Regions from separate parts of the Homo sapiens genome. Here region 1 is linked to region 2. Evidence: chromatin contacts called from ENCODE Hi-C or POLR2A ChIA-PET data. All regions are on one chromosome and are shown on one strand. Each heading gives the region's core, a stretch centred on a gene start or an enhancer-like site at or near the end of the contact. The rest is flanking DNA. Distances are from core to core; before and after follow the strand shown. Region 1 overlaps RNF4 (ring finger protein 4). Region 2 overlaps FAM193A (family with sequence similarity 193 member A).

Evidence for each region. Hi-C counts contacts between places; a loop is a spot of excess contacts on that map. ChIA-PET counts read pairs that join two places held with the same protein, here RNA polymerase II (POLR2A). Pooled maps may share reads with other maps.
Region 1: a loop to region 2 is called in a pooled map, with 2.5 times the contacts of the local background. The contact joins two enhancer-like sites. A Hi-C loop is called at or near these places in 1 of 168 maps with a recorded cell type or tissue (transverse colon) and 2 of 50 pooled maps. POLR2A ChIA-PET finds 5 or more read pairs at or near these places in 7 of 52 experiments (GM12878, H1, OCI-LY7 and 4 more).

Annotation. Positions count from the first base shown.
Region 1 is chr4:2,509,744-2,514,478 of GRCh38, reverse strand. It overlaps RNF4 (ring finger protein 4), which reads right to left. Exons shown (of 8, transcript NM_002938.5): 5 at 2,514-2,523; 6 at 1,882-2,041; 7 at 1,348-1,396; 8 at 1-809. The coding sequence ends at 660. Among named protein-coding and RNA genes, the nearest start is that of FAM193A, 25 kb to the left of the region's middle. Within about 2 kb of position 2,683, at least 2 of the 41 ENCODE cell types and tissues checked have a DNase peak (open chromatin) inside an H3K27ac peak, as active enhancers do.
Region 2 is chr4:2,596,321-2,600,613 of GRCh38, reverse strand. It overlaps FAM193A (family with sequence similarity 193 member A), which reads right to left. Exons shown (of 21, transcript NM_001366318.2): 2 at 4,285-4,293. Among named protein-coding and RNA genes, the nearest start is that of FAM193A, 62 kb to the right of the region's middle. RefSeq lists enhancers at 2,007-2,959, 2,960-3,911, 3,912-4,293. Within about 2 kb of position 1,798, at least 15 of the 41 ENCODE cell types and tissues checked have a DNase peak (open chromatin) inside an H3K27ac peak, as active enhancers do.

The DNA.
Region 1 (4,735 bases), core at 1,434-3,933, 87 kb after region 2:
CTTGTGGGCTGCTGAAAAGTAGGTAACGAATGGCCTTTATTGCACTTTTTCGTTCTTAGGAAACAGGGGAGTGCCCTGCAGAGTTTCTCTTGATTTGCAGAAATCACTGCAGATCAATGATAAGGTGCAGGCAGAATCACGGGTGACCTCTGACTCTCAAGGGAAGAAGTCCAGTGATTGGTCTTTCCAGGGCCTCAAGGGGCCACTCTTCAACCTGGGATCCTCGAGCTGGGTGAACCGGGTCTGGCTTGGTCAATGTGTGGCAGGCAGATTGGTCGACCGGCAGACACTTGGGACAAAAGGTGGTGTGCCCGGGAAAGCTGGGGCAAACTTTCCAAACAGGGAAAATTTCTTGGCAAATGTGCAGATTCTGCAACCAGACTGGAACCACGATTCCCAATGCGCCTGACTCCCTTTCTCCCACTCTAGAACTGGACCACCCCAGAGGAACAGAGATGGCCTGGGAGGGCCCTGGGTCCAGCGCCATAGCATCAAACTGGAGATAACAAAAGGAAGGGGTTGGAAACAAAAGAGCAGTTTACATATCAGATGTTGGTTTCGAAACAGTCTTTTTGATCTCAGGAAAATGGAGGCAGATACCACTGGAGAACCTGGCTGTCTGTCTGTCCATCCGTCTCTCCTGGGGGGCTCTGAATACTTCATATATAAATGGGGTGGTACCGTTTGTGGTTGATCTTTTTCCTACAAGTTGGGCAAGTATTAGCATTCTTCAGGGAATCACGGAGGCACTGGCTACAGAAGACATGGCCGCATTCTGTGGAAACGATGAGACGTCCATTCTGCACGATCTAGAAGGCATTAAAAAGAAGAGCCTCCGAGTTTGCCCTTGTCCCAGAGCAGCCATGGGGCCAGAGAATCCCACCCACCTATGCCTAAGATGACTAATTAAAGGAAAGCAAGGGCCAGGCTACAACAGGGAGGGGTCTGGAGAGCTAACTGTGTCTGCTGTGGTCTCTCTCAGCTGGAGAGCAGGAGGCAGGGGCCATGGCATCTCAACAGTGTGACAGCCCAAGAGGGTTATGAGGGACCCCAGTAAACACTAGCAGCTTTCAGTTAGAGCCAGGATGGGGCACAAAAAAGGAGGACGCATTTGCACCCGGAAGCTCAGGGCATACAGGAGTATAGGGGCTGAAGGTGAAAGTTGTAGGGTCCAAGGAGAAACTGGCACATTCTCCCCTCACAGGCAGATCTGCAATAAGTGACGGCCCAGGCATGACTGTGAGTAGGGGTGTCCAATCCCACCGAGGGGGAAGATCCTGTCTCATCCAATTCTTTCAGTGAAGTTTAGAAACCAGAAGCCTGGAAGATACAGCTTGGTTTACTTACCTCTGAGTATCCGTCCATGCAGATGGGACAACTGACAGTACCTGAGGGCCTAAGAGCACAGTGCTTCACGTTAGTTTCTCAGTCAACGCAAACATTTTATTATACCCTGTCACGTGAGTGGCCCCTATCCCCTACAAGAGTCCCGTCCCTGGCCTCCTGACTCTGCCTTAGCGCGGGCATCCGAGAGACTTTCAGGAAAGCCAACTGCCCCAAGGGCATGTGGGAGGGTGAACATGAGAAGGTGCACACAACCTGAGTCACCCTGCCCTCCCCCAGGCCCCTACCAGCCCCAGGATCCCTGTCTGGGGCCACTGGGACTGTCTGCACACACTGTGTCAGCGCTTGGCATCCTCTGGTTACAGTGGGAATAGCTGGACTCAGTTCTGGACCCAGTTCCAACTGTATCCAGATGCTGGGTAGAGGCTTGGGCAAGCCCTTCCAGGGCCAAGGGCTCACAGATTTGCTGAAAAGTATTCCCATGCCCTGGCCCCACATCCTAGCATGGCGGCAGCAGAGCTGGGGGCACGTTGGTACCTGAGGCCTGTAGCGCCCTCATCCCTGGCGTTTCTGGGAGTATGGGTAGTCACATATACGTCTCTGTCCCTGGACAACTCCTCATCGTCACTGCTCACCACACAGCTGTCAGCATGGTCCTGGGGCAGCCTCCTAGCATTCCTCCTTGGTCTTCTTCTTTCTAAGGTAAGAGGTCACATTTTCAGGTTGGAGGCTCTCTACTCTTACCATCCTCACCACTCCCATCCTGACGCCTCTTAAGACCCTCTTCCTTCCCTGCCTGGGACCCCCAGAGACAAACTGCTGCCATGCTCAGCTATAACCCAGAAGGTTCTGCCCAGCTCTGGAGGCCACTATCTTATCTTCCCAGGAGAAACCCCCCAACCCCTGCTGTGAGCTACCAGCCTTCTCCAAAATCTGGTAGGCCACAAGAAAGGACTATAGCTCAGTGCTCAATGATAGTGGTGAAGTTTCTTCAGCAGGCACAAGGGGGACTGGCTGTGTGGGTCTGACCACAGCATCTGCGAAGGCATCTTCCTGCTTGGAGCGCTCCAAGCCCTTGGGGATGGTCTGGCAAGACCTGCAGCACCGCGGCTCTCACCTATGCCAGTTTCCTCTCCAAACCCAGTGAAAAAGGAAACGAAACCACTCACCGTCAACAATCTTGTAAACAGAAGGAGAAAAACAAAAGAGAAAGAAGCAATCAGTTTGATATAAGTGATAAACGAAGCCATTTCTTTTTTCTGACGTGTGACACCCTCTGTGGAACCCTCTGGTGAGCAGCAGAGGCCCCACCCTCCTCCCACCCACAGAGGATCTGTGCACCTCTCCCAGTCAGTCAAGCCCACTTCCCAAGTCACTCCACCTCCCAGCTGATGTGCTGTGTCTCTCCCTGCTGGGTGTTTAGTGGAGTCTCCTGGAGCGTGAACACAGCCACAGCCACACCATGTGCTGACTGCAAGACCTGGGGACCTTCCTTACTATCTGGGGGCTGCCACAGCCACACCATGTGCTGACTGCAAGACCTGGGGACCTTCCTTACTATCTGGGGGCTGCCACAGCCACACCATGTGCTGACTGCAAGACCTGGGGACCTTCCTTACTATCTGGGGGCTGCCACAGCCACACCATGTGCTGACTGCAAGACCTGGGGACCTTCCTTACTATCTGGGGGCTGCCACAGCCACACCATGTGCTGACTGCAAGACCTGGGGACCTTCCTTACTATCTGGGGGCTGCCACAGCCACACCATGTGCTGACTGCAAGACCTGGGGACCTTCCTTACTATCTGGGGGCTGCCACAGCCACACCATGTGCTGACTGCAAGACCTGGGGACCTTCCTTACTATCTGGGGGCTGCCACAGCCACACCATGTGCTGACTGCAAGACCTGGGGACCTTACTTACTATCTGGGGGCTGCAGCTTTCTCTTCTGAAGCAGAGTCACCAGAGCCCACATCTGACTGTGCTGTTGTGAGGGTTACGTGAGGCAGTGAACATTTAGACAGCACTAGGGGCATGATGCTCTCTCAAGCTGACGCGACCAATGTAGGCCACTGCCAAGGTGGAGCCTTCATGTGGAGGAGGATTTGCATTGCTCAGTAGGTTGTTACAAGTAACTAACAGAGAAAAGCAGGCTATGCATGACCAATGCGTGTGACACACACCAAGGATTGAACACAATCCAATTCTCTGTCCTGGGGGCCTAAGAACCTGACAAGCCTCTCACCTGCCAGCTCAGAACTTACATCTAGACAATTTCTGCTCCAACAGTTTCAAACGTGGTTCCTCCCACCTTCTGGCCAAGTGCTCTTACCCATCTAGGGGGGCCAGTGGAACGCCCTTTCCCTCTTGCTGAGCACGTAGGAGGGGCTGTTTCAGGAAAGTTCTCACCACCAAAGCCCTACTGCTCACCTCACCCTGCCTGTCCCCTGGGCAGGACATCCTGCCCTACAGTGACAAGAAGCTCTAATCCTCTACTCTGACTCCCGTGCAGCCAGGATCCTAGACGTGAACCGAGTTCCCTCAAACAGACACACTCATGCTACTGGCAGGGCAGGGGATGGAGGCCGATTTGAGCTGCTGAGGGTGTTGGCACTGGCAGGCACAGCTGCATCCTGAAGAAACACTTCTGGCAGAGGCTGCTATGTCTTGAGCCCAGGCCTCTCCTCCCTAGAAAGGGTCTGCAGTACTGTCTACACGAACCCAAAGATATGAGTGCAGGGGGTGGATGCCGCCTCCAGACCTTCTTCATGGAGCAGACACAGCAGCTCCCTAGGTGGGTCAATGCTTCGAGGTCAAGAGTTATTCCTGGAGACCCAGCCCAGACACTGCTGATTTAGGCTTCTCCTTCCATGTTAAAATCCACTAAGCTTAGGAATAATTAGAGTGGATTTTGTTTCCCAAATGGCATCCTGACATACACAAACGGCCATGCAGGAAGAATGCAGGACTGAGTATAAAGGTCTTTGATTTGAGGATGAGAATATAATCCACATACGTGGAGCCACTGAAACGTGCTCCCCTTTCCTCTTAGAGGAGACTGCAGACGGTGAAAAGGGAAATCTGGGGACAATCAGTCAACCTCACCATCAGGACCAAACTTACCAGGGCCGGCACAATGTACTGTCCGCATGAAATCTAGAAAAGGAGGCTCTGGTAACAGTGCTGGCCCTTGGGGAAAGCCTTGGGTTTAGCTGGGAGCAAAAGCAAATTCTTCTGTGGCTAGAAATGACCCCAGCTTTCTACAGCTCCAACATGCCCCCACCCTCTGCCAAGATGACCCACTAATTAGGTGTGGACACCTGGAAAGGGTATGACACTCCCAGTGCCCCAGCCATGACAGTGCGCGTACTGAGTCTTTATGGTCTCTTG
Region 2 (4,293 bases), core at 549-3,048:
CCTGAAGCACGAAGGTCAATAGCTGAGCTGAGCAAGGGGTGGGTAAAGAGGGTACACGTAGTCTAAGAAGCAAGGAAAAGGAAGGGTTCCTGCCAAGGAGTTTGGGGAGGTACTTAAGCCAGAAAAACGCACTAGATGCCCATGCATGGTTTGCAGTCATGAAGTTATGAAGAGGAAGCAGTAAACTGAGGCCAGCAATTTTCTCCATGAATATTCTGCCACATGGAGGGAAGAGACAGGGCTGGACCAGCATAACCAAAAAAAGTTCAGGGCCTTTGCCTGAGAGCCACGGAAGAGCCACAGTGCCAAGTCCGGGAACTCAGGCTCCTAGGAGTGAGGTCGGGGAGACGTGATAAACCTAACAGGAATGGAATCCATGGACTGATAGGGATGGATGAGGTCAAAGAACTATGGCAGGTCAGGCGCAGTGGCTCACGCCTGTAATCCCAGCACTTTGGGAGGCCAAGGTAGGTAGATCATTTGAGGCCAGGAGTTTGAGACCAGCTTGGCCATCATCACGAAACCCTGTCTCTACTAAATACAAAGATCAGCCAGGTGTGGTGTTGCGCGCCTATAGTCCCCGGTACTCGGGAGGCTGAGGCATGAGAATCACCTGAACCCAGGAGGCAGAGGTTGCAGTGAGCCAACATCGCACCACTGCATTCCAGCCTGGTGACAGAGCGAGACTGTGTCTCTAAAAAAAAAAAAAAATTAGCCAGGTGTGATGGCGCATGCCTATAGTCCCAGCTACTCGGGAGGCTGAGGCACGATAGTCTCTTGAACCCAGGAAGTGAGGTTGTAGTGAGCTGAGATTGCACCACTGCACTCCAGCCTGGGCAACAGAGCAAGACTCTGTCTCAAAAAAAAAAAAAAACTATGGCAAGAGAAGACAAGCAAGTGAGCTACAAAGACAGACAATGATCAAGATGAAAGTTTGAAATGGAGATTTCTTAGGTTTCCAGGCACGACTATGTCTAGGACGTGATGCTAGGATGGGTCAATCTTGGAAGAAGAGGTCTCCAGAGAAATTTGCAACGTGCAACTGTCAGGCAAGATGTTAAGATAAATTCCCACCAATATTCTCCTACAACTGCTGATAACAGAATGCTTATCTAGAAGACAGCAATTCAGCCCCACTTCCCCTCTGGATGCAGAAAGCTGCAGGAGAGCCGTGCACTCTGAGCCCTGACCAGAGCCCTGACCAGAGACAGAGCAGGACAATTGATAAAATCCTATCTCTGGGCCATCAGAGAGCCGAAGTGACCAGGCTGCCGGAGGGAACTACACAACAAAGTGCAGCAGCCCCTCCAGGGAGAAGGGGACACACTTACTGTTTCACCTTTGACAGAGGAAGGAAAGTGGAAGGAGGCCATAAAAGTGGTTAGAAAAAAAAAAAACAGTTTAACTTTAAACAAATTCTGAAAGGTTGAGAGTGTCAAGTGTGGGAGTCTAACCCCTGGAAAGCCCCAAAACGAATGTTCCCACTCATTCCCAGGAGACCTGCACCCAAGTCTCCAGCTAATCCACTAGCAGAGAGGAAGGAAACATGCCTTTCTCCTTGTCCTGGAGAAAGGCGTGTGCCACACACAGGCCAGGACCAGCACAAGACACGGGGCCGGTCAGACCCCTGCAGATACAAGGCAGAGTCTGGCTGCCACCGGGCAGAGGTGGGCTCGCTGGGAAAGCTGCCCCCAAGGCCGTGAGCACAGAGCTGCCCAAGAGTCAGGCTAGAGGGGGGAACTGAGAAGATGCCACCATCGGAGACCTTGCCAAGGAGGAAGTAGAGAGAGACTCCCCTCTACAGGCCCACACGAGCACGCACAGTGCTAGAGACAGCCCAGCTGAGGCCAAATGCACTGACCTGGCCTCCCAGGTGCACAACAGGACACAGGAAACAACCTCAGCCTGATGCTCTCTGCACACTGTCTGGCATTTGACCAAACAGAACAAGAGAAACAGAAAGCAAGAACCAATAACGTTTAAGGAAGAGATGATAATACCAATTCTAACACAGTCTTCCAGAAAGGAGAAGAAACAGGAACACATTCTAACTCATTTTATGAGACCCCGAAGGCCACTGTAAGACAAGAGGCCTACAGACAGCCTTCATGAGCACAGATGCAAAAATCATTAACATAACTTTAGCAAATCAATCCAGCAACACATAAAAAGGATGTCCACAGAAGAAAAATAATGTTCATAGCAGCTTTTTTCAAAATAGCCCAAACGTGGGAACAACACAAACATCCATCAATTAATTGGTGAATGCATAAATTGGTTTATCTGTAAAATTACTCAATAAAAAAGAGAAACTACGGATGCATGCAACATTTTGGGTAACTCTCAAAAGCATTATGCAAGTTACAGAAGTATATGTGACACTCTGGAAAAAGCAAAACTGTAGGAACAAAAATCAGGTCAGGCCAGGCGCGGTGGCTCATGCCTATAATCCCAGCACTATGGAAGGCAGAGGCGGGCGGATCACGATCGAGACCATAATGGCCAACATGGTGAAACCCCATCTCTACCAAAAATACAAAAATTAGCTGGGCATGGTGGCGCGTGCCTGTAGTCCCAGCTACTGGGGAGGCTGAGGCAGAAGAATTGCTTGAACCCGGGAGGCGGAGGTTGCAGTGAGCCAAGATTGTGCCACTGCACTCCAGCCTGGGTGACAGAGCGAGACTCTGTCTCAAAAAAAAAAATTCAGGTGAGTGGTTACCAGAGGCTAGGACGGGGGAAGGGAAGTGACTACCAAGGGGAACAAGGGGATTTTATGGGGTGATGCAAATGTTCTGTAGCTTAGCTGTGGTAGTGAACATTTTTTAAGTAAAAAAAGAGTGAATCTTAATGGAAGGTAAATCATGTTATTTTTTTAAAGGCCAGCTCCAACAAAGAGGCTGACCTACAAAGCAACAGCTGGTCCGAATCCACAAACACAGGCCAACACTACACCTCTGCTGTTCCCAAGGTCACTGTTTCTGGTGAGGAGAGAATGGCTCATCTGACAAACTATCCATTACCAAGACAAGCCGGGGGCTGGGAAATGAGATCCTCCTCCAACGCAGGCAAGACGCACTGCAGGGAACCATAGGCACTTCCGCTGGCCTCTGGACCAGGGCAAACAGCAGAAGCCTGTTCCCAAGGGCAGAGGCAGGCTAAAATACAAGAGCAGGGCTGGAGTCGGAAGAAGAGCTGATAAAGTTTAATGAGAAAACAAACCAACCACCACAAAAAGCAAAGAAAATGGTATTGGTAAAAAAACAAACAAAAAAACCACACAAAGAAAACCATAAAAATAGCTGTCTTTGTAGAGTTTATATTCTAATGAAGAAGAAAGCAAACCAAATGAGTAAGTAAAATACATAGTATGTTAGAAATAAGTGCTAGGAAGAGAATTACAGCAGGAAAGCGGGACATGCGGGAGGGGCCGAGTGAGAAAGTAATTCTGACAATGAGACCCCAAGGATAGAAACTGGCCCTGGAGATGGGGCTTGCCTCCAAGGCCAGTAAAGATGGAAACCCACACCAGGCAGTGGGGATGCGCTCTTCAGATTGTCACCAGGACTCCCCCAAGGCAGTTCTGCAGGAGAAAACAGAGGAGCAGGGAATGCACACGTTTCCTGGCTGCACATAGCAAGGTATCAGAAGGAAGAGAAGAGCTCAGAAAATAATTAGCCGCTTTCAAGCAGAAATCAAAGGGCACAGAAGAGGCCTAGAATGTGGGGTCTCAAATAGTTGCAAAAGCCAACTCCTTCCAGAACCCAAACAGTACATGTGAAAGCCTGCCCGGAACAAGGGCCCACCAAAACTCCATCAGGTCAAAGATAAGAGTAAGGGTGCGGTCTTCCCAGCCAAGCCTGCTGTGGCCTCGAAGAGGCTGAAGCAGCACAAATAAGTAAAAGGGAAGGTGAGGCTTAAGAGCATCGCGTAAAGAATTACCTGCATGTCGAATTGTTGAGAACTAAACACATGAAAATTGTACTCCCTTTTCAAGAAACTGTACCACCAAAGAAATACTAAGCTCAAAGCCAAAAATCACCCTTCAGGGTCACATAGCTTGATGACTGAATTGTGCCCAGACAAGGAGGGCAGGTGTCCTGCCACCTACTGCAGTGTGGCCAGGGAAGACCAGGAGGAACGTACCAGGAGACACAGACTAGAAGGTGGTGCAGGAGGGAGTGCCCCCTGAAGCAAAAGCAAATCCATTTCTTTCACTGCCAGTTACCCCATAACCTGGGCGGGGGGAGCCAACGCCCTGCGCTGCCTGTGCTGGCAGCCACTCACCACTGGCTG